Regions from separate parts of the Homo sapiens genome. Here region 2 is linked to region 1. Evidence: chromatin loops called from intact Hi-C (ENCODE). Cell type or tissue: tibial artery. All regions are shown on one strand. Links, peaks and the distances in the headings refer to the core of each region. The heading gives the core; the rest is flanking DNA.

Region 1 (11,600 bases), core at 1-5,000:
GCCGTGTTCTGTTGGTTGGAAGCCAGTCACAGGTCCCACTCACCAGGGGAGGGGATCACAGAAACGCATGAACACCAGGAGGCTGGGATCATGGGGTCACCTTAAGTCCATCAACCATAGCACCTGATAGCTTGATGGCCACGATTACAATTGATTGGGTGCCTACCATGTACCAGGCAGGGTGTAGAGGATTTCACACATATTATCCCATCTATTTAAGTTGTTGTATTGATAAACTTAAGACTCAGAGAGGCAGGGAACTTACCTGAACTCACTCAGCTGTTAAGTGGCAGGATTTAAACCCAGGTCCCTCTGCTCCCCATTTCTTGGGTCTTCCTTGGACATTACACTCAAGGCCACAGTCAGCATCAAGCTGTCCCTGAGGAGCCCTCCAACACCTTAAGGTACTTGTTTCAGAAGTCACTTATCTCCCTGGGTTCAAGTCCTTTAACTTGTTCAATCAGGCCCTGTCCTTGGCTGCTGAGTCTCTGTCTCACCTTCTTTCGGCTCCGTCCTCAGACGTCTCTAGAAATGGTTCAAGCTTCTTGTCCCTTGATTTGTCTGTCCAGTGATTCTTCTGTCTCCTCTCAACTCCTTCCTGCTTAATCAGCGAATTCCACAAATAGCCACTGAGACTCCCTTCTATAGGAAGGCCCTGTGCTGGGTGCTGCCCTCCATCTTCCCCCAAGGTTCTTACAGTCTAATGAAGAGGCGGTGTGTGCAACACTAACTCCACTTCAGCAGTTCAGTGAAAACAACACCATCTTTAGACAATATAAAAGTCATTTTCTCCCTGTAAGTTAGGAGTAGAGAATACAGAGGGGGCTTAGGTACCTTCACAAGGTTATCAGGAATGCAGGCCCCTCATCCAGCACCTGTGCCTCATCGTTCAAGATGGCTGCAAAGCTCCAGCCATCGTGCTGTCATTCCCATCAGCAGGAAGAAGAAAGAGGTGAAGACAAATCATCCGTGACCACCCAGACGAGGTCAGCTTCCTGGTCATATGCTCCCTTGGCGTCTTTGCTTCCTCATCACAATGCAGAGAAACTCATTCTTTGTGTCCTTGTTTGATGTTTATTCACGACTCTCCCTTGCCTCCCACCAGGTGAGAAGCTCCATGAAATCTGGCCTCGTGTCTGTCTTCTTTGTTGTTCTAGTCCTGCGGTCCACCGCAGTGCTTGGCATGTAGTAGGTGCTCAATAAGTAGTTACTGATGGAAGGAACACTCAAGATTGTACTTTAAACATGCTCTTAATATTGGGATGAGTCAGAGTTGGCCTGGCCCAAATCTGGAATCTTCTGAATTGGAGTCTGTGACGATGAGTGCTGCTAAGGGCTGTACATACATGACCTTGCTTAATCCTCAGCAGAACGCTGAGAGGAAGATTCTGCCATTTTCTTCAACTAGCAGATGAGAAGACATCATGAGATTGTGGAACTACTAACGGAAAGCTGTGATTTGAACTTGGCTCTCCAACTCAGAACCTCTATTCACTTACCTAGTGACTTTCCAGGACACCAGGGTGACCACAGTCCCCTCTAGACCCCCCTCCTGCAGCCCTGGCTGGCTCCCTTGATTGCCAGCAGGCAGCTCAGTAGCCGTGTGCTCAGTCACAGGTGCTGAGGAAGCATCGTACACTTGGCCCCTTGTCCTGAAGTGGGGCTTCACCTGCAGAAAATGGAGGAAGGGCAGGAGGTGCCAGCATCAACTGGGAGAATGCCAGTTCTCCAGTGCTCCTCCTCCTCTAGCCGATTTCTAGGAGCCTTGTGGTCCAGGGGTTCTTTCAGACTACAGAGGAGGGCAGGTGGGGCTGCCGTGGTCTAGGAGGAGGGCAGGGGCATGCCTTGCAGTGGGTGCTGTGTGTCCTGCGGCTTCCATTTCTGCCCGCTTCTTGGCGGGGCCTGCCTGATAAGGGGAAGGTGATAGGAAACTGATACCCGCCTGTGCTGGGCCCCCTTGAACCATGTGGGGCTTACAGAGCCCCCGGGCCATGGAGCGGTTCTGAGGGACACTGGAGGAGGGGTTCTAGCTTCTCCCCTCAGACTCCACAGAATACCCCAGGTAGGGACTAGATTCTGGCTGGAGTCAAGGCACTCAGACCTCTGCTGGGCAATTTGGCCCAAGCCTCTGTTGCACAGATGGGACACTGAAGGCCAGTGAGGCAACGGGCTTGCCAAGATCACACAGCCCATCAGTGTCAGAGCTGGTGCTGGTTCTCTAAACTGGATGCGCTCTGTGGCTTCTTTGACTGAACAGTTCATCTGGCCCACAGGCCATCCGAAGGGCGTTTGGTGGAGGGTCCTAGTTTGACGCCTGGCTTGAAGAGCGGATCCCTGGCTCTGCTGTGGAGGTCCTGCTGGGACCAGCCATTTCTGATCATGGCTGCCAGAAGGTGGCGCTAGGCACCCAGCTGCCACTTAATTTCCAGAAAAAGAGAATGGCAACCCGGGATCTGGGTGTAATTAGGGCAAGAGGCCAGCTTTGGAGCTCAGCTTCCAATCACCCTCCCGCCCGGGCATGCTTGTGCGTGGGCACCCAGGGGCAGGGGAGGGACTGGAGACCGCACATTGGGTTCCTCTGGTCCCAGACCCTTTGGAAGGTTGCAGTGTGGGCAGTGAATGGGCGCCCAGGTGTGCTCCATTTACTCATCTTGACTAGATGATAACCAGAGATGGAATAAAAGCAGCCAGGATGGGTGGGTGCCTCTCTCCAACAGCAAGACTCAGCCTGGGCCTCAGCTCAGGCCTTTTCACCTGGCTCAGCTCCCCGGCACACCCCCTCGCTTGGCACAGGGCACTTCGTCCCCTGCTGGGGAAGGGCCAGAGAGCTCAGGATGCCCCTGAGAGAGGCTGTCTCATTCCTGGGAACTTCCCCTCCTCCCTTCACCTTTCCTGCGCTCTCTCCATCTCTCCTTCCTGTCCTCTCCCCTCGCTCATCTCTCCTGCCCCTTCTTATCTCTTTCCTCACGCTCACCTCGTCCCAGTTCCTCCAGGGACCCTGCAGGTCTAGCCCCCACCCCCAGCACCTCATCTGCAGAGGCAAACAGGGACCAATACCAGTGAGTTTCTAGGATGTGGTTTCCATGGTGACGGTACATCTCCTGCCTCCTTGGTGCTCAGCCCTGGGCGGGTTGCCGTGGATACTCTCACCTCACTGAGGAGTGATTTGTGGGACTGTTTTTCTTCTTTACTTCTTCTTCTTCTCTCCAGAAATTCCGCTAGCCCAGACAGCGTTTTCCCCACTCACGGCGAACCTGAAGCCTTCTCCAAAGGGCTTCACACCCAGGGCCACTGAGGCCTGGAAAGCATTTTATTTATACGAGGTATTCCTGGTAACCTTCTCCGCCTTTCATAGGGTGCGTGAGTGGTCACCACAGAGAAACAGGCCAAAGCTGACCCGGTGCCCACCTTTTCTGCCCACAGTGTCCTTCCAGGCCCCTGACTTGTTCCATGCCGCCAATGCACGCCAACCCTCAGAGCTTCTGCTCGGCGGCCATTTTCCTTAAGGGTCTTTGGAGAAAGAGTGAGAGTGAGAGGGTGAGGTGGGAATAACGAGCAAAGTGAATCCAGGCAAAAGAGGTAGGTTAGAAGAGGGAGAAGTACCGGAAAGGGAGGAATGAGAGGTGGGCAGACTGGGGGAGCTCGAAGGGAGAGGGAGAGGTGGAGGGTGAAAGTTGGTCACCAGAGAAAGCCAACCCATGAGTCCGCAGCAGGAGTCCTCTGGTGTTAATGCCCTTTATAAATCACTCCGCAGCCCCAAACCCAAAACAGGCCTCTTCTTTCTCTGCAAAGTAGAAAATGTGTTCGTCGACATAAAAACATGTTAAGTACATTGTGGCCCTCGTTCCCCCCAAGTTGAAAGCCATTACAATAATTAATTAAGGCAGGAGATTAATTAAAGAGTCGTTTCCCCCCATTCTCCCTGAGTAGATCAATCAGGAGGCGGGAGAACATGTGCTACTCGGCAGACAGAGAAGGGGGGCTGGAGGGGAGGCCGAGGGGCAGCAAGGCAGTTACAGACACAGCTAGAGACAAAGGACTTCCGTGCTGGGGGCTGGGGGCTGGGGGCTGGGGCTGAGAGGAGCTGGCAAGGAGGCCCCCAGGAGGGAGAGCTTGCTCTGCTTCCAAGGACCTGTGATCTGGCTTCCCTTCTTGGTGTTCACAGCGTGAGGGTCGCTGTCACCATGGAAACAGGCCTGGGGACAGGAGGAATATCAGCTCTCTGCTCCTGGACTCCTGGATTCCCCTCTGGGAGTGAGAGTTCCCAGTGAGCAGAGTTGAGGCCCCAGGAGGCCTTTCTGTGGAGTGGCATGAGGGTTGGTGGCCTCCCCACTCCCGTGCCAGGCCCAAAACCAACTCCACACGAGCATTGTCAGGCTGATGACAAGCCTGAAAGTTCTGTTCCTCACATGTGCCACACTGCAGACAGGACAGACTGGTATGAGCTCAGGCTGAGAATCATGAGTCTTTTAGGTAACTTTTCTCATTTTGCTAAATTTTGAGTTCTTAATGATTGCTTTCTCCCTTTCACTCTCCCTCTCTTTCACTCTCTTTCTTCCTCTTTCTTATGCCTTTGGCCAATCTATTTTCCAGCTGAATTTCATATTTCTAAGAAATGTTTATATCATGTAGTGTGTTTCATGTGTGCATAGTGGGTTTAACCCATTCCACCCTGTGTCTCCGTCTTGCTTACTTTTGAGCCTTCCAGAACTTCCCGATTGATTTGTTCAGAAGCACTGCTCTTATGTTTCTCTATTTTGTATGATATTTTTCATATTTCTAATAAACATTATAAAGGGATGGTGTTCCATAGATGATTCCCCATGATATCCCTGGTATCGTTTCCTCCTTTCTGTTGTTTTATTTTAGGTTTTTGTATCTTTGTGCGTGCGTGGACTTAGCAGGCAGTTAGCTTTTCCTGTTGAGAGGAGATGGCTCAGCAGAGGCGGGTGATGAGGGAGCAGCTCATCCAGCACCTACTCTGCCACTTACAAAGTGTAACTCAGAATCATGAAGCGGCGCACCTTTTACTCACCCTGTCATTATGGATGGGGGCTTAATAGGCACTAGGTTTTGGAAACCCATGGTGGACAAGACAGATGTGGTCCCTGCCTTCTGGGGAACAACAGTCTGGTGGGAGAGACAGACATCAAACAATAAATACACAAGGATATAGCTACAAATTGTGAAAAATACCACGCAGGCAAAACCTAGGTTCTTTGATAGAGAACAGCATATGCCTACTTTAGGCTAGGGGTCAGGAGGAGGTGACATTTACACTGCAGCAGAAGCCAGCCAGACAAAGTGTGCAGTGAAGAGTGATGGTCCCCAGCAGGGGTGGAGCCGTCGGAAGCTGATGAAGCTTCAGCCTGGGGGCCCTTCGGTGCACTGGAGCCTCACAAGGCTCTGGGGGTGGCCCTAGCAATAATGGGTCCACATGGTCACATGTTTTTGTAAAAATTGTATAAAGTACTTTAACTGAAATCAGTTAAGAGCACTGACAAGTGGCCAGGTAGGGAACCACTGGGACCTGGCTAAGGGAATGCTGAGTTGGGGAGTCTATTTGGGTTTAGGGAGATGTATTTACATGCTCGTGGCACTGCCATGTATGGTCAAGGTCAAGGTCAAGGCCATCGTGGGGTGGGAATGGCTTCCAGGCACATTCTTCCTGCCTATTGTGCTAGGCAAGAAGGTGCAGTGTTTGGGGTTGACCTGAGCAGGCCCTTTTGCTGGTGGGGAGTGTGGCAGGTGGGGCATGGAGGAGCATGTGGCTGGGAAGGTGCAGAGGCAGATTCAGGGTCTGGAATATTGTTTTGAATTTCGCGAAGTTTGTGGAATTTCTCAGCTCCTTAAATCTTGTTATTTGTTTGGACTTCTCTCATTCTAAACAAGTTTTCACTTTTATGCCTAATTTTGCTTTTGAGTTTCTGAATTTCTTTTTTGTTTTTTTTTTTCTTTTCCAGAGACAGGCCTCTCTCTGTTGCCCAGACTGGAGTGCAGTGGTGTGATCTCAGCTCACTGCAGCCTCGACATCCTGGGCTCAAGTGATCCTCCTACCTCAGCCTCTTGAGTAGCTGGGACCACAGGTATATGCCACCACACCCAGCTAATTTTTGTATTTTTTGTAGGGATGGCATTTTGCCATGTTGCCCAGGCTGGTCTTGAACTCCTGAGCTCAAGTAGCCCACCTGTCTTGGCTTCCCAAAGTGCTGGGATTACAGGTGTGAGCCACCGTGCTGGGCCCTGCATTTCCTTTTTATGGAACCTGGGCCCTCCACCCTTCAGCAGGGATCTGGGCTCTGCCCCTGTCTGCTGAGCCTGTCTTCTCCTCTGTGGCTGAATGGTGCTCAAGGGGACGTCCTCGGGGTGGGATTGGCTGAGGCCCCACCCTGGAGGCTTCTGGGGCTGCTTCCAGGTGTCACCATTTCCCTCACCTAGGAGAGGTGGGGCCAGGAGGCAGACAGAACAGGCCCTAGGCCCAGGACCAGGGCCAGCTGTTTCTCCTTGGACACCCGGCGCACCCTGTGCTTAGAGCTTTTCAGAACTAGCATTTTCAACCCTCTCTTCTCTTCCTCTACCCCCGGCCCTCAGGCTGCAGTGCCTTGAATAATCCCATTTAAGAATCATTTGGGGTTAAGGCATCACCTTCTCCAGTTGTTTTCTTTTTCTTTTTCTGTTTTCTTTTGAGATGGATTCTTGCTCTGTTGCCCAGGCTGGAGAGCAGTGGCACTATCTCAGCTCACTGCAACCTCCACCTCCCAGGTTCAAGCGATTCTCCTGCCTCAGCCTCCCGAGTAGCTGGGACTACAGGTGCGCACCACCATGCTCAGCTAATTTTTGTATTTTTAGTAGAGACGGGGTTTCACCATGTTGGCCAGGATGGTCTCGATCTTTTGACCTCATGATCTGCCCGCCTTGGCCTCCCAAAGTGCTGGGATTACAGGCGTGAGCCACCATGCCCGGCGAGGTTTTCTTTTTTAAAATAGCCAGTGCTATCACTCAGTGTTTACATATTAAAATATGTAGGTGATATATCCAGTGGACAGAGCAAGATAAAAATACACACATAATTTTTATCCACAATACATAAAATTATCCCAAAGGAATGTGCATACACTGAGAAGGATGGGTGGGAATCCACAGTAGCATAGAAAGGCCTTGTGGGTTGCTTGTGTTTTATGAGTATGTGTGTGTTTGTGTGTGTGTTTGTGTGTGTGTTGAGGGGAGCAGTCTATGGGGATAAATGCAAAGTAGCCTAAAGAATTTTCCAAAGAAAAATGAAAGCCCCAACAGGCCTGGCTGTGGTGGCTTCTGAAGGGGGACCCAGGCCTGCTTGGATGAGGGGCTCAGCAGGAAGCCTGACCCCACCAGGTGCCTTCAGCTGGCTCCCCTCGGGCCAAAGCCCCGACACACCACCACCCCACAGGACAAAGCCTGGAACTGAAACTGGTTTTGAAAAGTGGGATTTGTACACAGCCCCAGGGAATGCAGCCCATGCCCTTCACTCTCATTGGCTGTTGCCCAGTGCCGTGCTTTCCTGTGGGCGAGGACAGGGTTGAGGGGGAGATGTCCCTCTGAGGTTCTTGAAGTTCTGCCTGACTGCCCCCACTGCCCTCCAATGACTCCCCTCCAGCCTGAGTTTCCTCCCCAGCCACGGTAGGAGCCCTGGAGCCCCAGAGATGCTCATCAAAAGCGTGTGCAGTGTACCCCTTTGAATCCCCCTCGCCTTCTTGTTCAGAAGCCCCATGAGTAAAGCAGACAGAAGCTGAGCTGCTGCATCTTAGACAAGTCTTTGAGGGGTGAGGGTGGCTCAGTGGCAGTGGGTGTCTGAGTGTCACCCCTCTGCCCCACCCTCCACTCAAAGTCAGGAACATGGACCTTACTCCTGTTCACTTTGCCCTGAACCCTGCCTGGAGTGCAAAATGCTTCCCTCTCCTTCCACATCTCCCTGCGGCTCTTGCCCTTGGCAATGCCTAGAAAGTGCAGAGGAGTGAGGCCACCTGCCGGACATCCTGCAGCTTTCTCCTCAAATTCCAGCTGCCTGGCTCCTAGGATACCAGTGCTAGCTTGCGGCCCCTTCCTTGGGGCTATGACTGCCTTGTCCCTCCTTGTTTACACTTTTCAAGCGGCAAGACAAAGATTGGTTGAAGAGTAAGTGGTGTCTACAGCTGCCTTGAAGAAGAGCAGGAGTGTGTCTTGGGGCTGCATGCTACTCAATTCCTAACAATTTCTTATGTTCTGGCCCTATTTCTACTGGCCAGCCCTGGGGGGTGGGGGTGCAGTGGGGAGGGTAGGTTGAGGAATAGGAGCAAGGGGTTACACAGCTGGTCTGTGCAGGGAGGTCTGGGGGGTAGCCCACTACAGTCTCCAGGTCCCCTTGGGCATGTGACTGAGCACTTCCTTGGTTGATGGACTGGCTGAGGCCTAGGAGCCAGTCTCGGGTCCTTTCTTCCCTCATGGCCCTAGGACAGGCCTGATGAGGCTGGTGGGGTAGGGGCGAAGCTGTGGGTCTTCGGCCACTATTGGAACCCTGTGGACTAGATAAAGAATGTAGCAAAGGAGACAGTGACATTTGGCCAGCCAGCCCGTCCCCCATCTGGAGACCCCCCATCTGGAGAGTATGTGATGAGCTCACGTCCCCTGGGGTTTCTTCCACGGTGGGAAGAACTCTTTGATCCTTGCCTGAGGCTGTTTTTAGTCCCAGAGTCCAAGCTTGTGATGTGCCCAACGCTGGGTTTCCTGGGGCTGCCCCAATGTCTCTGCTGCATGGATGCCGTGATTGGGCTTGGGAGTAACCACATTTATGTCATCCGCCACCCCGGGGGGATGTGGGCATCTGGAGGAAGCTGCAAACCTCCGTCCCACCTCTGCCGGGAGCAGGAAGCACAGGCAGTGAGGCACCTACAAACCCGCTTCCTGGAGTCATACTTCATTTCCCAAATTAAGAAATCACGCAAGGAAAAGAATAAGCATCCATGTTTTAAAACAAACAGGAAGTTGTTATGGCCACTTTGGGCAGAGGGACGTCTATGTCATGGGAGTCCTGCATGGGCAGCTTTGTCTGGGTTTTGCCATTGAACAAGCATTGGCCGAATGCCTGTCAAGTACGAGGCCTGAGAAAAGTCCTGAGACTGGGGCATATAGAGGTCAATAAGTGGTGGTTCTTGCTGTCACCATGTTCATAGTCTAATGTGCGTGTGACAACAGTGCAGGGAAAGCAGGAAACAGGGCTCCTGGGGGCTCAGAGTCAGGGTGAGCAGCCTGCACCCTGGGGACTGGGGAAGGTACACTGGGCTTTTCTGGCTGCCACGACCTGCTCCTCTGCTTTCGTCCCAGGGCCCTGTTATTCCCTGAGGATCCACCTGTCCTGCACAAAGCCCTTATGCTGCGGACGCAGCGAACTCTGCTCCAGCTTCTGGTAGAAATGGATCCCGCTGGGTTCACACCAGCCAGCATATTCCATTCTTGGCCTCGGCCACTGGCTCCTGGGTGGACATGTGGTTCAATCAGAGTGAATCTCGGGACATCTGCTTTGCCTGCTGAGAGGTTCTCTCTCTCTTGTCTCTTGTCTCTGTCTCTGATGTGAGAGATGAGCATGTAGTCAAGGGAGATTCTAAAAGTCACCTTGAGATCACACAGGAAGTCAGCCTTATGATAAAGATAAAGCCATGAGAAGCAGAGGTGAAACAATGAAACTAGGTCCTTGGTGACATTTTTGAGCCCCTGGGTCAAGCTGATTAGCAGCGGCGGGCTGCTCGGAGCGGCTGCTGCCATTGCACTGGCTGCAGCAGTGGGGTGCAGGCGGTGGCCACAAGAGCAGATGTGGGAGTGGCAGTGGTGGCAGTGGGATCCCTGTGCCCTGCATCCCCTGTGCCCCCCATACCCGAGGCAGCTGACTGCACCTTTCTCACAGTTGTGTGGCTGAGTGGGACCCACTGCCAGGCCTGGAGCCTCCGCCGCTCTGGACTCTGCCTCTACATTGCCACTGTCGCCCACTTCTGCTGCAGGGAGGAGGCAGACAGTCCCTGGAGCCTGCCCCTGGGAGCCTCCCAGAGTCCGCTGCCCTGGGGGCCACTGCAATGGGGCCGGGCAGAGTCACCTGATGGTGGGGGAGCAGCACAGTTAGAGGCAGAGGGGCCAGCAGAGAGGGGCCCTGAGGCAGACCTGGGCCCAGGGTAGAGCTGGCAGGAGCCGGGCGTGGCTGCAGCTGCCCAAGTTGTTGCTGTGGACCTGGCCTCCCCATGCTTTTGGGGGCCAGGAGCAGGCAAGAGTCCTGCCCTCCTGGGCACAGCTGCAGTCGCCCAGCTGTGACTGTGGACCCAGGCATCTCTGCAGTCTCTGGTGCCTAGGAAGGCCCCCCCTTATCCCTGCAGGCTTGAAGGTGTCTGCTTCCACTGCCTGGCCTCTCCCCACTACCAGCACCCACTCCGATCTCAGAGTAAGGATGGGACCAAGCCCGGCGCTGTCACAGCCCAGCTGGGTGTGCACACACTCAGGGTAGTGCTGACGTGCCAGCCCCCTGCCTCCTCAGCCCTCTCTGGACTTTGGGCACTGACAAGCACAAGAAAGAGGCTGAGAGGGTGTGAGGACAGCTCAGCACTGGCCTGCAGGCACCCCTTGGTATGAATGGCCTGGGTGCCCTCAGCAGGGGCAGGAGGCAGACAGGCTCCTGGGCAAAAGAGGGTGGGTCCCCGATGAAGACACACCTTCAAGCTGGGGAGGTCCTGAAGCCGGGGGGCTGGGCCACCAGTCCTGTGAACCAGAGGGGCAAACTTGTGGTGCTTTTCCTTGGGCCTGCCCATGGCTGCGCATGGATCTATCAGCACACATTTCCTCCCTTCTCAAGCCCATAAAAACCCCAGACTCAGCGAGACTCAACTAGAAGATGGAGAGAGGATGGGACAATCAGCTGCAGAGAGGAGCTATCCTCTCTGCTGAGAGCTGAAGAGACGTTGGGACAACCAGCATTACAGCTGTAGAGAGAAGCTACCCTCTCTGCTGAGAGCTGAACACTTGTATGGACACCCTGGCTACAGAGGGGAGTTGCTCACTGTGGGTCTCCTCTGAGCTGTTCCATTGCTCAGTAAAGCTCCTCTTCATCTTGCTCACCCTCCACGTGTCTGTGTACCTCATTCTTCCTGGACACAGGGCAAGAACTGAGGACTTCCCAAATGGCAAGGCTAAAAGACCTGTAACACAAACAGGGCTGAAACATGCCCCTTGCTCTCCAAGTTGTGGGTGAAGAGAAGAAGAGAACAGCTGCAGCCCTTTGGGGACCCCAAACCTGGGAGCTCCCTGAGCCAGGGCTGTGACTCCCTCTTTGGGGCCCTGCGGTTCCTGGCATCTCCAAGCTTCTAGGCACCACCACATTCTGCAGTGTCAGCTGGGGAAGCGGCTTGTGGTACACCTGGTCCAGCCACAGCCTCCCAGAGAGCCGGCACCTGTGCCTGCTGGCACCTGGAGCTGCCCACCCCACAGCGGCAGCTCGTGTGTCTGACTGTGCACAGTGGCTGGACCCCACACTTGCTTACATACCCCTCACTACTCCACACCTGACTCGCAGTCTCCCTGGGAGGTGTGGGATCCAGGCTGGTAGTGTA
Region 2 (16,720 bases), core at 4,466-9,465, 72 kb after region 1:
CCACCCCAATCAATTGAAGCAGACTCTGTGCTTGCACCGGGACACCTGTGTGTTTTCTTTTTTAATGCCCCACTCCCTATCTACCCCAGGTGGTTTGAATATGCAGCCAGGATTGAGAACCACTAGGCTAGATTATGGGAGATCATTCTCCACTTTAAAATTAGAGATCTGTGACCACCTAATTTGCTGTCACAGTGGGATGGCTGGAAATGACTTAACATTGTGCTCTTCCCAGGAGCAGCTTCATATTCACCAAGGGTTGGGAGGGGAGTTTTGCTTGGAAGGAATGACAATGGCGGAACTCCAGGGGGAGAACAAAGGACTGGCCGCATCTTGCCGAAATGGCCATGCTATGTGATCTTGTCTCAGCAATTTCATGCCTTGGGCCTCCGTGTCTTGGCCCTGACCAGCACAACTCCTGTTTTGTTCTGTCTGTTCAGCCCAGAATTCCCAGAGGGCTTGGAGCTTTCTACTGATCTGGAAGGTTCTCTTCCCCTCTCTTCTCTTCTGAGTGAAAAAGGCAGCTGGGAGGCCCCCTGCCCTTCTCCCCTCCAGTGATCCGAAGCCATGGCTGAGAATAGTGGGAATGAGGTGCTAATGCCCCCGTCTTGAGTAGATTTTCCCCCCACGGCACACACATCTGGTTTCCATTTTCTTCTGCAGCAGGCCCCATTGAGCAGAGCCTTCCTCTTTGAATCTCCTGAAAAATCATGTCCAGAGGCCAGGTTCAGCCCCCACCCTGACCCCAGTCCTCAATGCAGCAAAATTCCTTTCTCAGGGACCCTTGGCCCAGTCTTCCCCATGGTCCTTGGGAGGCAGGTGGGGCCCTCACCAGAGGGGAGAGCAAAAGGCTGGGGTGGTGTGGGGGACATTAGAGGAGTGCTGGCTCCCTGGAGAACTGGGGAAGTAGGAAGGTTTGGGAACACCTAAAAAGAACAGGAGGAGTGCATGAGCCACCAGGAAAAATGAGTGCCTACTGCCTCCAGCTGGGAGGACTGCAAGCTCTTCTTGCTCTCACCCAGACCCCTGGGCACAGAGACAGTAAGGGCCAAGTGGGGATGGGATGGGGAATTTTGGGGTCAGATTCTACCTTAAGAGATGTCAGGGTCATAAAGACAACACACTGGTCATGCTCATTGACTGGAGGATGTCCCGGTGTCCCTTCTGTCTTGCATAGCACACTGTGGTGGTCAGGGGCACTGGCTCTGGATAGCACAGGACTGGGCTGAATTTTGGCGCTGCACTCACCCTAGGTGGGTCATGGAACTTCTGAGTCAGTTTAATCTTCTGCGAATTTGGAGTATTAGAGTAAAAATTGAATTATAGTAGATAAACACAAGCAAAGCATTCAGCCTAACACATAGGAAGCACACATAGGAAGTTAATAAATGGTAGCAAACACATAGGAAGTTAACACATAGGAAGTTAATAAATGGTAGCAAACATCTATTATCCATTCATCTATTCACTTAACCACATATTGACAATTTGCCTATCTGCCCGTCTACCTCTCTGCCTGTCCATCTCTCTGTCCACTCATCTCTTTATCCATCCATCCATCCATCCATCCATCTCTTCAACCAGACATCCATTCATCCATCCATCATCCATCCATCCATCCATCCATCCATCCATCCATCCATCCATCCATCCATCCATCCAACCAACCATCCATCCAATCCATATGATGGCAGGGATATTAGGGTTCATCTGTTCCAGCAGGTTTCCCACCTGGGAAGCTTGTTAGCTGGGCTGGTCCTAGACCCTCCCTCAGAAGTTCTTATTTTATAAATCTGTGAGGGACCCAGGAATTCACATGTTAAACAAGCTTCCCAGGTCATGTTGATGCAGGTGGTCCTTAAGCCCCTCTGAAGAAACACTGACCTAGCACCTCACCTCATTTTACCAAGGAGGAAACTGAGGCAGAGAGGGCGACTTCCTGTCTGGGCTTTATCCCGTCCCCTACTGCCCCCATGAGTGTGGTGTGTGGGGGCAAGTGTGACCAAGAGCCCTGGGAGGGCAGCGGAGGGCGGTTGGCAGCCCATCACGCAGCCCCCCTACCCTCTCACCCACCCCTGCCCAGAGACACTGCCCTGACTCCCACACTGAGCCTGTCAGGGACCAGGGATTTATTCCTGTGGGCCGGCTTTTCGCCCTTTCTTTCCTGGGTTATTTATGTCCCTTGCCTTTTATCTCCCGCCCGGCTGGCCCGCAAGGCCCATTATGTCGCTTTGGCTGTGGCCGCATCAATCTCCAGCCCCGGGAGCCAGGCCCCCAGCCCATCTCATCATTTATTTTCCAGGTCTCCCTGATGCTCAGCCGGCAGCTGTCCTGGTGTGTGGATGGCCCTGGCTGGCGTCCTTCTCAGAGAGGACCATTGTTGGTGGGTCTTGGGACTGTCGGGTCAGATGGGCCACGGGCAGCTTGTCTGGGGCCTAGGAGTGCTGTGACCTTTCAGGAATTAGCATGGCAGTAGGGGCAGTGTTCTGGTTGTCAGGACTTCAGAGTCCCAGCCTGGACCCTGCCAGTGACTCCCTGGGTGATGTTAGACAAGGAGCAGTAACTAGATAGGACGATCCAGGTTGTAGCTTCCAGTGCTCCCAGATGTGTGACAAGTGCTTCCCAAACTATGTCTTATAAATGTGTGCTTTTTTTTTTTTTTTTTTTTTTTGAGACGGAGTCTCACTCTGTCGCCCAGGCTCTGGAGTGCAGTGTGGCTCACTGCAACCTCTGCTGCCTGGGTTCAAGCGATTCTCCTGCCTCAGCCTCCCGAGTAGCTGGGATTACAGGTGCCTGCCATCGTGCCTGGCTAAATTTTTTTTGTATTTTTAGTAGAGACGGAGTTTCACTGTGTTGGCCAGGATAGTCTCAATCTCCTGATCTCGTGATCTGCCCGCCTCAGCCTCCCAAAGTGCTGGCATTACAAGTGTGAGCCACCATGCCTGGCCGTGTCTTATAAATTAATAAACATTTATTAAAAAGTCAGAGACAATTCCATAACCAAAGTTTGGAAAACTCTAGCTTGAACAGAGGTGTCGTGAGTTGAATGGTGCTCCCCAAAAGGTATGTCCATGTCTTAACCCCAGGAACTTGTGAAAGTGACCTTATTTGGAAAGAGTGTACTCGGCAGATGTAATCCAGGGTCTCAAGATGAGATTACCCTGGATTTAGGGCGGGCCCCAATCCAATGATGAGTAAAAGGTGAGGGAGACCTGCAGGGTAGAGGGGCACGTAAGGAGTGAGGCAGAGACTGGAGTCATGCAGCCCCAAACCAAAAGATGCCTGGAGCCATCAGGAGCTGGAAGAGACAAGGGAGGATTCTCCTCTAGGGCCTTTTGAGGAAGGACAGTCCTACCCATTCCTTGATTTCAGATCTGTGGCCTCCAGAATGGTGAGAGATAAATTTCTGTTGTTTTTAGGCCATCACATTTGTGGTAATATGTTATGGCAGCCCTAGGAAGCTGATACAAGAGAGAAACAATGTTGTATGCTGCAGGACTTGTCAGGGCCTTTAGTAACAAATGTGCATTAGGAAGCACTAGGGCTGCAGCATAAAACTGTGACATGGGCCAGTCGCAGTGGCTCACACCTGTAATCCCAGCACTTTGAGAGGCCAAGGCGGGCGGATCACGAGGTCAGGAGATCGAGACCATCCTGGCCAACATGGTGAAACCCTGTCTCTATTAAAAATACAAAAAATTAGCGGGGCGTGGTGGCGGGCGCCTGTAGTCCCAGCTACTCAGAAGGCTGAGGCAGGAGAATGGCATGAACCCGGGAGGCGGAGCTGGCAGTAAGCTGAGATCGCGCCACTGCACTCTAGCCTGGGCGACAGAGCAAGACTCCGTCTCAAAACAAACAAACAAACAAACAAAAAAACAACTGTGACATGAAGCACTTGACTGGGGAGCTCCCCTCAGGACTTGTGTCTTAAAGAGCACATTTTGGGGGATGCTGACCTATGACTTGGTGGGAGAGGTTGGGGAAGAAGGGAAAGTGTGGGGGAACCTGCTTGGTCTAATCTTTTTGGAAATGAGGTGGGGGTCATGGAGTCCGGGGCTCTGTCCCAGATGCAATGAGGTGAGGGACTTAGGATCACAGGCAAAGGAAGTCACCTTGCAGCTCAATCCACTCCCAGAGGAAGTTTGGGTTAGAGGGGTACAGGGAGGAAGCAGCTGGAGGAATCCTCCCAGCACACCTTTCCAGCCTGCAGGCCAGGCCGCTGCCTGTCCTGAAATCCTCTCCCGCCTGCCAAGGACAGGGTGGTGGGGGCTCCTGCACCCTAGATGTCTCTATTCTGAAGAGCCAGGCTTGTTTGCAAGCCCAGGGAGCTAAGAGTTAACGATAATCACCATAATGATAATTCCAGGTATGATTTATTGAGAGATTACCCCTGCCAGAACCTGTGCTGAGTGCTTTATGCATATTAATTAATTAATTCATCACAACTGTATTAGCCCATCTTATAGGCGCAGAGATGGAGGCACAGAGAGGTTAAGTAGCTTGCTCCAAGTCACACAGCTAGTAAATGGGAGATCCAGGATTTAAATCCAGGTTGTCTGACAGCTCTCAACCATGAAGTCACACTACCTTCCCCCAGATGCAGGAACTCTAGGAGAGAATGCTCATTCATTCATTCACTCAATATTATTGCTTGCCTGCGCCCTGCCAATTGCTGGGCCAAGCCTTCAGGCCACAGCGCTGAGCCTGGGAATTCCGGGACCCAAAGAGTCCTTACACAGCATGGTGGGGAGGCAGCCAGGACACCGAAGATGGCAGTGATGGTAGTGCTGGGGACAATGGCCACAGGGTGTTGGTAGGGGCTTCCAATCCAGTCTCAGCGCTCAGGGACTGTGCCCTGGACTCAGTTTCTCTTTTGTTCACTGAACTAGGTATTCACGGGCAAATGGGGGTCAGCCCAAAGGAAGGGGGTTCAAGCTGAAAGACGTGAGAAGGCTTCATCCTGAAGCAGCACGCTGTCTTCCAGGAGCTGGGTCTACTTGGCCATAGCTAAGAGGATGGGATGGGGTTTGGGAATGGAGCCCTTACCCACAGCCTGCAAGGGAAGCAGGTGGTCCAGAAGTCTGAAGTAGGCACAGATGAGACACTCAGCCTCCAGTCTCCAGCATCACTCCCTCACACGAGGCTCTGCCGAATGACAATAGCTCCATTTATCCACACATTTTGCGCCAGACATTTTGCTAAGCGTGTTACATAAATGGCCTTCTTCAATCTTCACTGAAACTCCATGGGGTGCAGTTACTGCTAACTCCATTTAACACAGGAGAAATCAAGGCTCCTTGTGGTTGTGCTACTTGACTGTGCTGGGGGTTGCACGTGGTCTGTTGGACAGAGGCCTAGATTTAACCAGGGATGACATTCAACATGTTTCACAATAGGGGCTTTGGAGACTCTGACCCCTCAGTTAAGATGCCACCCAGAAGCTTGCTGGTGTGCACCGGCTGAACGTCAACTCTACTTGTAACCAAAGCAAGCACTTGGAATCATGCTGGGAATATAGTAAGCACCAGAAAAATGTAGCTATTCCTTTTCTTGTTTTCTTTATTAATCACCCTGTCTGGGACTATGGGGAAAGCGGGCCATTCTGTTCCATCTCTCCTCCCATTTTTTTTCTGGTATATTTTTCAAAGCTCTTATTTACAGGCTATTTTGCTGCTCAAGAATCTTCAATTGCTCCCCTTTGCCTACAGAGAAAACTCTAACTCCTCTGCCCAACAGTCACGGGTCCCCTTGGCTGGCTCCAAACTCCCTGTCCAGGTGGACTTCTGCCTGCTCTCTAAGGAGGTCCTTCTCCCCCAGGCTGCCTCTTCGCTGTGTCCCGATGCGCCATGTGCTTTCCTCCCCGGGGCCCTCACTGAGCCATGACCCCTCCTGAAATATCTCCTCACCCTCTTCACTGACCTGACTTCAAGGCTGCTGAAATTCTGCCTCCACCAAGAAGCCTTCTGAATACTCCGGCACTCAGAGGGCTCCCATTTTTAAATGTCCTGCAGCTCTCTCTGTTCTGCTAACACTTGTTCACGTGCCATGTGGCAACTATTTTTGGTCTGCTTCCCACAGCCCAATCACAAAATCAACCTCTTGGTGTCAGGAGTCAGCACTTCCCAAACTTTTATGTGCCGTGAATCACCTGGAGATCTTGTGAAGCTGCAGCTCCCGGGTGAGGAGGCGTGAGGTGGGGCCCAAGACCCCGCATTTCTAACAAGCTCCCAGGCGATGCTGTGTCCTGGGGCCACACTTGGAGCACAAGGGCTGAGCCATCCGGCAGAGCCTCTGTCCCTTGGTTCTCAGCCCTGGGACCTGAGAAAAATACTTCTCCTGGGCCCTACCTCCAGAATCTCTGCTTATTGGTGGAGAGCGAACCAGGTACTGGTGTGTTTACAGAGCTTTTCAGGTGACTGTGATGGGCAGCTAGGATAGAGCCACTGAGCTGGCACCGTCCCTCACCCCAACAGGTGTGCGTTTTTATGTGGTCCAGGATTCTCAGATTAGACCCTGTTGGAGGGCAGGAAGCTAGTTCCTTAGGCATGGGGCAGGCTGGGGCAGCCAGAGCCCTACAGTGTTTTTGTGGGTGGGTGCCCACTAACCACTAGGGAACTTTGAGGGGATAGAGAGAGAGCATCCTCCCTGCACGGTCCCAGCCAAAGGCATCTCTGAACCCACCGACACCATCCACCACAAGGCACAGACAGTTGACAACTCAGGAGGGACCAGGAGGGGAGTCTCAGGAGCGGTTTGGCCAGAAGCTCCCTCCTCCTGCCATTCGGCCTGGCTGGGCACCTGGGAACCAAGGACTCCCCTCCTGGCACCCAGGAAACCGCCACTGTGCCGAGTTAGAAGGCACAGGGCGCCCTCTGCTGGGAGGTTTGGGTTTGAGCATTTCTCCCCAGGGACTCAGGTAGAATGGGGTAAATCAGGGGAGGGCAGGGAGGGCTGTTCTGTGTCTCTTCTTTGTCTTCCTATTTCAGGGTCTGCAGAGCCAAAATCCAGTTTAGACGAAGGATCGCAGGTTGAGACTCTGAAGGGTGGGACGGATTTGCTCACGCAGCCAAATCACACTGAGGCTCTTTCTGCCCGTTTCACCTTTTCCTTCTCGTTATCATCACCGTCAGCACCGATCCACCTGCACTGGCTCAGGCTTCGAGGCAACAGGATTGAAAACACAGCTTTTGTTCTGTGTCTCCAAGAAGGCTCAGCTGCTCTGAGCACCCACAGTTCCTGATCTGGACTCCCTTGTGGTTTGTAACGCACTTGAGTCAATGTGGGGTCAGTGTTAGGAGCAGTGGTGATGAGAGTTAGAATTCAGTCTGGGGCTAGGACCAACGGGCATTCTTACAAAGTCAGGGATCAGACTGCATCCAGAGTCCAATCACCAGGTAAGCACCAGCAGGTAGGTCCGGCTCACTAAAGGCTATGGCCAAGCCTCTGGCCACAGTGAAGGAGGCCCGTGTCTGGGAGACCAAGGCAGAAGAAGAAGACCGAGAAAGCAGAACATGTCCCTGTTTCCTCCAGCTCCCCCAGGATGGCTGCTCTGAGCTTTCATGATGCTATGGGCCCGTAGTTCAGGGGTCAGCACGCAGTGCACCAATGGCCAGCCCTCTGGGCTTGACTCCATGGTGGGCCCACCCTGTGGCTCTCTCTCAGGGTGCAGTGTCTTACTGTAATATCTATCAACTTTGTCATAAATGCATGTTCTTGGCCCAGGGGAGGGTGAGCTATACCGAGGGGAAGGGGTCCAGCATTATTTTAGGGTGGAGAGTCAGCATGTGAACACGTGTGGTCATTGATGCTACTGTAGACCAGGGGCGTGAAACCTGGGGCCTGAGGGTGGGCGCCGCAGGCCACTGAGGGTCCACAAACCCACCTGGAATTGTGTGGGATTTGTGTGTGTCCAATTTTATGTGGTTTTCCATCAGATTCTCAAAGGACCATAACCAAAAATTAGTTTAGAATCCTTGCCTAGGCCTATTCTTCCCTTTATTTATTTACTTGGAGACAGGGTCTTGTTTGTTGCCCAGGCTAGAGTACAGTGGCACAATCACGGCTCACTGCAGCCTCGACCTTCCAGGCTCAATTGATCCTCCCACCTCAGCCACCTGAGTAGCTGGGACCACAGATACGCACTTCCACACCCGTTAATTTTTGTACTATTTCGTAGAAATGGGGCTTCACCATGTTGCCCAGGCTGGTCTTGAACTCCTGGGCTCAAGCAATCTTCCCACCTGGGTCTCTCAAATTGCTGGGATTACAGGCATGAGCCACTGCACCTCGCCCTTATCTTTTTAAAAAAACACTTTAAAAATAGCTTTATCGAGGTATAACTGATAGAGCATGAATTGCCTATATTTAAAGTGTTCAACTTAATAAAAAATGTTGACATATGTATACATTGTGAAACGATCACCACAATCAAGACAGTGAACATCCTTATCACCCTCAAAAGTTGATCTGCTTTCTGTCACTATAGATGAATTTGAATTTTTCTAGAATGTTCTATTAATGGATGCATACAGTGTATACTTTCTTGGGTCCAATTTCTTTTATTCTGCCTAATTAATTTGGTGGCCATCCACATTACTGTGTGTGTCAGCAGTTCATGGCTCTTTATCACTGAGTGGTGTTCCATTGTGTGGAAGGACCACAATTTGTATTTCCATTCATCTGCTGATGGACGTTTGAGTTGTTCCCAGTTTTTGGCTATTACAAAGAAAGCTGCTATGAGCATTCATGCACACATGGGCAAATGCTTTCATTTTTCTTGGGTGGAAAGAAGTTGTTAAACTGTTTTCTGTAATGGAATGTCATCTTACATTCTCTGCAGCAGCGTGTGTGAGTTCCAGTTGCTCCATGTGCTGGCCAACACTCACTAAAGTTAGTCTTTTTAAGCTATTTTTAGCCACTCTAGTGGGTGTTCAATTTGCATTTTCCTAATGACTAATGGTATTGAGCATCTTTTCACATGCTTATTTGTTATCCACATATCTTCTTTGGTGAAATGTCAGTTCAAATATTTTGCCCACTTAAAAAATTGGGTTCGGCCAGGCGCAGTGGCTCACAACTGTAATCCCAGCACTTTGGAAGGCTGAGGCAGATGGATCACCTGAGGTCAGGAGTTCAAGACCAGCCTGGCCATCATGATGAAACTCTGTCTCTCCAAAAATACAAAAATTAGCTGGGCATGATGGCTGGTGCCTGTAATCCCAGCTACCCGGGAGGCTGAGGCGGGAGAATCACTTGAACCCGGGAGGTGGAGGTTGCAGTGAGCTGAGATCATACCTTTGCACTCCAGTTTGGGCGACAGAGAGAGACTTCATCTCAAAAAAAAAAAAATTAAAATAAATAAATAAATAATTAAAAATGGGGTTGTTTGCTGTTTGATTGAGTTGTAAGAATTCTTTATATATAGTCTAGATATAAGGCCTTTGCTGGATAAATTTGTTGCAAATATTTTTCCCAGTGTGTGGTTTGCCATTTCATTTTCATAAGCATATATTTTTGAAGAGCAAACTTTTAAAATTTTGAAGCCCAATGTATTTATTTTTAATAGTTTGTGCTTTTTGCATTACATTTATAAAACCTTTTCCAAATCCAAGTCACTAGGGTTCCTCCTATGTTTTCTTCTAATTTTGTAAATTTAGCTCTTACATTTAGGTCTATGTTCTTTTGAGCTAACTTTTATATATGGTGCAAGTTATGAATCTAAGTTATTTATGAATTCAAGTTCCTATTTATTTATTTATTTTTGCATGTGGGTATCTAATTGTCTAATTGTTCCAGCACCATTTGTTGAAAAGATTATCTTTTACGCATTACCCGGCACCTCTGTCAAAAATCAGTTGATCACATACAAGTGGGTCTACTTTTAGACTCTATTACTTTCTCCCAGGTACAGATCTCCTTCTCTGTGGGTGGATGTTTGGCCATAGCCTTTACTAAGATGGACCTGTCCGCTGGTGCTTACCTGGTGATTGGACTGTGTACCTGGGCTGCCTTCTGACTCTGTAAGAATGACCCCTATCTCTCGTTCCAGACTAAATGTCCACTATTGATCTATTGTCTATCTTCATACCAATACCCTATTGTCTTGATTACTATAGTTTTTAATAAGTCATACAATCACATAGAGTAAGTCTTTCAATATTGTTCTTTTTCAAAGTTGTTTTGGCTGTTCTACATCCTTTGTATTTCCATATAACTTTAGAATCAGTTTGTCAATGTCTACAAAAACCCTACTGGGATTTTAACGGGGATTTTATTGATTTAATGGGGATTTTATTGATTCTATATATCAATTCGGTGGAAATATTGTCTTATAATATTGTCTTCCAATCCAAGAACACAGTATATCTCTCAATTTATTTAGCTTTATAATTTCACTCAGCAGTGCTTTGTAGTTCTCAGTGTAAGGTCTTACACATCTTTTGCCAGATTTATCCCTAAGTATTTCATATTTTTTCATTCTATTGTAAATGGTAGTATTTTATTTTATTTTATTTTATTTTATTTTATTTTATTTTATTTGAGACAGAGTTTTGCTCTTGTTGCCCAGGCTGGAGCGCAATGGTGCCATCTCGACTCACTAGAACCTCCACCTCCCGGGTTCGAAAGATTCTCCTGCCTCAGCCTCCCAAGTAGCTGGGATTACAGGTGCCCATCATCATGCCTGGCTAATTTTTTGTATTTTTAATAGAGACTTTGTTTCACCATGTTGGCCAGGCTGATCTTGAACTCCTGACCTCAGGTGATCCACCCACCTTGGCCTCCCAAAGTGCTGGGATTACAGGCATGAGCCACCAAGCCCAGCCTATGGTAGTATTTTAAATTTCAATTTCTGATTCTTGGTTGCTAGTATATTCGAAATACAATTGATTTTTGTATAATGATCTTAAATTCTATAATCTTCCTACTCACTTATTAATTCTAGTACCTTTTTTGTAAGTTTTATATGATTTTCTTTTTTTTTTCTTTGAGACAAAGTTTCATTCTTGTTGCCCAGGCTGGTGTGCAGTGGGGCAGTCTCAGCTCACTGCAACCTCTGCCTCCTGCCTCAGCCTCCCAAGTAGCTGGGATTACAGGCACCTATAGGATTTTCTATGTAGACATTTATGTTATCTGCAAATAAAGACAGTTTACTTCTTCCTTTCAAATCTGGATGTTTTAAATTTCTTTTTCTTGCCTTATTACACTGGCTGCAACCCCAGTGCAATGTTAAGTAGGAATGGCAAAAGTGGACATCCTTGCCTTGTTTCCAGTAATGGGTAGCAGGGAAGTTTTCAAGCATTTACTCCTCCTTGGCTTTTATTGGCCCTGGCAGGGGTGACCTTTTATAACTGGTTGGAGGACCCCAATGTTTGCCCCAGGGCATTGCGCTCTTCTTTCCAGTGTTTTGGTGCAAGCCCTGTTGAGCGTGAAAGTGCCTTGGGGACAGGGATGGTATATTTGACTCCAGCTCTCTACACCGTGCCTGGCATGGCACTCAGCATGACAAATTCTCATTGCCAACCAGGTCACTAAATCAGGCCGAAAGGGCCTGTTTGTACTGCTGTCCACCCCATCCCCTTTGCTTTCCTCCTGGACAAAGGCAGCCATGCTTCCCTCCTTTCCTTCTCTTCCCCTCCAGAAACCTGAATGGAAGGAGACATGAAAGGAAAGCACTCAGGTTTCACCAGCATCAAGTTACTTCTATGCGGTGTCCTCATTCGAAAATAAACCTGAGGGGGTAAGGGAAGGGGAGGTGGTGACAGAGACAGGAGAGAGCTGTTATCACAGCTCTGCTTCCAGGCTGTATTTTTAGGCTGGCATTTAGGTTTGGCCTGGGGACAAGGGGCTGGAAAATGCAAGGCATTTCCTCTTCCTGTCAGCTGAGACACGGTGTGTGTGTGAGTGTGTGGACAGGGCCCTGCCACCTTCCCACTTAGCGCCTCCAGAATAGCAAACAAAATACACTTCCTCCGCAGGCCTGCTGCGCTCCTCATCTTGAGACTCTATCAAGGCTCCTCCCCAAACTATGAGCGCTGTTAACAGCGCTAGGCAGCTCCTCAGCCATGGGAGGGACGAGACTCTGAGGTCCTGGGGGGGATATTTTAGAAGGTCTCAATGACAACATAACAGGTTCATTTGTTTACTTGTTTATTCATTACTGCTGTGTATCGTGCATGAGCTACGTAACCACTCTGTGCCTCAGTTTCCCCATGGAGATGTCACTAAAACTTGCTTCATAAGGGCGCTGAGAGGATTCAATGAGTTAATACTGGATATAAAGTGGTAACGTGCTTAAAACAGCACTTGGCAGGTAGGAAGGGCTGAGGAAAGGTTTGCTGTCATTATCTGAGTGCCTACTGCATACCACCCTTGAGCTTGGGTCCCCCGGGGGCAGGGGCTTCGGTGGTGAATGAGACAGGTACTGTCTCTGACCTTTTGTAGTTTACTCAGTTGGAGACCTGGTTGCCGCCTTTGAGCAGTGTAAGTTTTCAACCACAACTTTGGACCAGGGTCCTGGAAACACATGGAGTGAAAGGTCTTCTTTACCACTACAAGGTGACAAACTAATCAGAGACACGAAGGTGTTGATGTTATTAGCACTTTGTGGAGCTCTGGCTGGCTTTGTTTCTTTTTTGCTCTGTGAAGTTGTTTCACATCTCCGGGTCTCATTTTTCTCACTTGTAAAATGAGAGGGAGAATACATACAGTGGGATATTATTCGGCCTTGACAAGGAAGGAAACTCTGGCACATGCTACGACACGGAGGAACCTGGAGGACATGATGCCAAATGAAGTAAACCAGTCCCAGAGAGACAAATACTGTATGATTTCACTTGTGGATGGTAACCAGAATAGTCAAATTCAGAGAGACAGAAGGTAGACTGGTGGTAGCTGGGGCCTGGGGGAAGGAGGAGAGGGGAGTTTTTGTTTAGTGGGGATAGAGTTTCAGTTTTGCAAATGTAAAGAATTGTGGAGATAGTGGTGACGGATGCACATTATGAGTGTGTTCAATACCACTGAACTGTATACCTAAATAGTTAAATTGGTAAATTTTATTATATGCATTTTACTGTTTTTTTTTTTTTTTTTTTTTGAGATGGAGTCTCGATCTGTTGCCCAGGCTGGAGTACAGTGGCATGATCTCAGCTCACTGCAACCTCTGCCTCCCAGGTTCAAGCGATTCTCCTGGCTCAGCTTCCCAAGTAGCTGGAATTACAGGCGCATGCCACCACACCCAGCTAATTTTTGTATTTTTAGTAGAGATGGGGTTTCACCATGTTGGCCAGGCTGGTCTCGATCTCTTGACCTAGTGATCCGCCCACCTTGGCCTCCCAAAGTGCTGGGATTACAGGCGTGAGCCATCATGCCCAGCTTATTGTAATTTTTTAATTTGGAAAAAAATGAGGAGAGCAGTTAAAGTAGATGGTTACCTAGGTCTGTTCCAATCCTTCCTTCTACAAACCAAAATATCTCTTTCTTTCCTTTCCTGTTGTCTTTCTCTTTCACACACAGTTATCAGGGCTGCCTGCTCCAGAGCACAGGTTGTGCACTGCACAACTCCAGGGAGTGCCCTTCTTCAAGACTGCAGCGTGGGTGGCACAACTTGTTCAACTGCATAATCCAGTCTGTTTCTGATCTACCTGATCAGAAGGTAGTCTCTTGTGTCCATCTCCTGAGTTTATGCAAAGTAGAAAAAAAATTCAGCATCAACTAGAAATAGCAAACAGAACACATTTATCTGATCTTCCCCCTTTGTATCATCCATTACATTTAGAAGATTGTTTTATGGTTGGTTTCTTTTGCCTGAGACTTAGCAAGTGCTTGTTGACATTCCCAGTCATTCATTTTGCAAATATTTCCCAAGCACTCACAGTGTGCTGGGCACGGTGGAGGTGCTGGACACAGCTAAGCATGGAGTCCCTCGTCTCATGGCACATGCATTATAGTTCCAGGAGGCAGACCAGAAACACGCAAACAAATAGGAAGCCAACGTACAAGAGTGTTAAGTGCCATGTAGACAATGACTGATGGTCCTGGGCAGGATGGCGTGAGGGGTTGCTTTAGACTGTGATAAAGGAAGGCTTCCTGGGGGAGGTGATATTTGAATTGTCACCTGAATGACAAGAAGGAGCCAGCCAAGTGTATGTGGGGGCAAAGTCCTCTCGGGTCTCCTCACATCGGGCCTGGCAGGGAAGGGGTGAAGCCACCTCGTGCTCTTGGCCTCTCTTCCTCACTCCTTGCCCTGTCTTCTCCACTTTCCTCCACCTGAGGAAAAATCCCCAGAGGCCTTCCATTCAGATAACGGAGAAGCCTTTGCAAGAGGGGGCTCAGAAATCTCCACCCAGACTGGAGCCTCTCCTCCATCCTTCCCCTTCCTACAGATCCCAGCAGAGAGAAAGGAGTCGTTCAGGTCTCTCTCCTGAGTAGATGTTTGGGGTGGATCTCCTCTGTCAAGCCAAATGTTACAGGGATTTGTGAAGGCCACCCAGGAGAGGGGAAGCCCAGCTTACTCAAAGGCTGCCCTGACTGGGATGGTGGGATAACCAGGATCACTAGATCAGGCTGACAAAGAACAAAATTGCCTCCACTGTCCACAAGAATGGTGGTGGGAGCACCCTGTTGGAGCAGGTGGCCATGAGTTCGAACCCTGTCTCAGCTTCTTACTGGCTGGGTGACTTTGAGGAGGCAACTTCACCTCTGTCTCAGTTTCCTCATTTGTAATAGGGGTGCTGTGAGGACTAGGAGAGTTTACCCACACAGTGCTCAGGGCAGCATTTGGTGCACAAAACACGTGTGTTTGCTCCGACGTCATTTTCCAGGAGGGTTTCTGTCCACTGCAGAGTTGTCTTCCATTCGTCAGCAATCTCTTTTCCACCTCTACAAACACAGCCTTGGCTCATTCACAGAAGTCTTGATCTGGAAGAGACAGAGCTATAGACAGGTCAGGGGAGTGCCTGATGGGAGTTTCTGGTATGTGGGAGAATGGGGCAGCCTATGCGGGACAGTGTTTTCCTGACTGTGTGGACCAGTGTTTTGAGCTTGAATATGTAGGTATCTACATTTGCTTCTCTAATCAAGAGAGAGTTCCTTACTGCATTCTACTAGCAAAGCCCATCCATCCATCCATCCATCCATCCATCCATCCATCCATCCATCCATCCCTCCATCCATCCATCCAATCCATCCATCCATCCAATCCATCCATCCAACAAATATTCCCTAGCACTTATTTTTGCTAGGTATTGTGCTGGCTTTGCAAAGGTAAGTACTTTATCCTAGGTTCCCCTGGAAACACAGCCTGTGGTCAAATTTATGTGCTAATGTTTTATTGTGGGGTGCAACCCCCAGCAGCAAGAGTGAGGAGGGAGAAAAATAAGGCAGAGGGGAAGGAAAGCAAAACCCAGCTGTGCCCTTGGCATGATTTGAGGGCTTCGGGGCAGCCATGGCTTCTGAAAGGAAAGTTTTGAGTTCAGCATGTCTTCTGTGGGGCTTTCTTTGCTTCTTTTTAAAAGCTTTATTAAATAATGATAAAATATACATAGACTAAAACTTACCATTTTAATAATTTTTAGGTATACAGTTTAGTGACATTAAACACAATGACATTGTTGTGTAGCCATCGCTACCATCTATCTCCAGAACTTTTCCAACTTGTAAAACCGAAACCCTCTACCCATTAAACATGAACACTCCCATTCCTCCTTCCCCTCCAGCCCCTGGTAACCACCATTCTGCTTTCTATCTCTGTGAATTTGGCTCCTCTAGTTACCTCACGTAAATGGAATCATACAGTATTTTTTCTATTTGTGACTGGCTTATTTCACTTAGCGTAATGTCCTCCAGGTTCATCCGTGTTTTAGCATGTGTCAGAATTTCCTTGCTTTTTAAGGCTGGATAGGATTCCATTGTATGGATAGCCCACATTTTGTTTATCCATTTATGTTTGATGGGTGGTTGGGTTCCTTCCACCTTTTGGCTGCTGTGAGTAATGCTGCTATGAACATGGGTGTACACAGATCTGTTTGAGTCCCTGCTTCCAATTCTTTTACTTCTATAGATCCAGAAGTAGCATGGCTGGACCATATGGTAATTCGACGTTTAATTTTTTTAAGGAACCTCCATCCTGTTTTCCAAAGTGGCTGTGCCATTTTACATTCCATAGGGCTTTCTTTCTTTTTTAGACACAGGGTCTCACTCTGTCACCCAGGCTGAAGTGCAGTGGTGTGATACTACCTCACTGCAGCCTTGAACTCCTGGGCTCAAGCAATCTTCCTGCCTTGGCCTCCTGATACTACAGTTATGTACCATCACCCCCAGCTCTGTGGGGCTTTCTCTTAAGGAGCAGGTGTGTTGTGAATGTCAGATGTCCCCCAAATGAAGCACCAGGTGCCCCTAGTTTCCTTCCTTCATCCTCACAGTAGCTTAGGGTTGTCATAATGCTCTTGCTACCCATTGTCACACTGACTTTGAGGTGGTGTCATTATACCCCCTTTACAGAAAACGACACTGAGCCCCAGAGTCTAAGACGGGCAGCTGCTGGTCTGTCTGTCCAGCCTCCATTCTCCCTCCCCCTGGTTACAGCTTCTCAATTTTCCATTGGGGAGCCACTCCTCTACTCGCAATGTACGCTGAGGCACTGGGGGCTGCCCACACTCCTTGGCTCCAGGGGCAAACCAGATATTTCATTTTCCTTGGACATGGTGCTTGGTTTAGTAGGAGT

The links. Hi-C counts contacts between places; a loop is a spot of excess contacts. Peaks named below come from ENCODE experiments on the same cell type or tissue, not always from the same donor. Only the 100,000 strongest peaks of a DNase experiment are listed, where the experiment ranks them.
Region 2: a loop joins it to region 1, with 9 times the contacts of the local background. A loop is called at or near these places in 89 of 110 quality-filtered maps.

What each region holds. Positions count from the first base shown.
Region 1 is chr10:69,642,342-69,653,941 of GRCh38, forward strand. No RefSeq gene overlaps it. Among named protein-coding and RNA genes, the nearest start is that of FAM241B, 18 kb to the left of the region's middle. RefSeq lists an enhancer at 10,174-10,855. In tibial artery, for the core only: a CTCF peak has its summit at 2,400 (motif pointing right); a DNase peak (open chromatin) is centred at 4,200; H3K27ac peaks cover 672 bases.
Region 2 is chr10:69,710,269-69,726,988 of GRCh38, forward strand. No RefSeq gene overlaps it. Among named protein-coding and RNA genes, the nearest start is that of LINC02651, 34 kb to the left of the region's middle. In tibial artery, for the core only: a CTCF peak has its summit at 6,868 (motif pointing left); DNase peaks (open chromatin) are centred at 4,823, 5,443, 6,003, 6,913 and 1 weaker place; H3K27ac peaks cover 2,339 bases.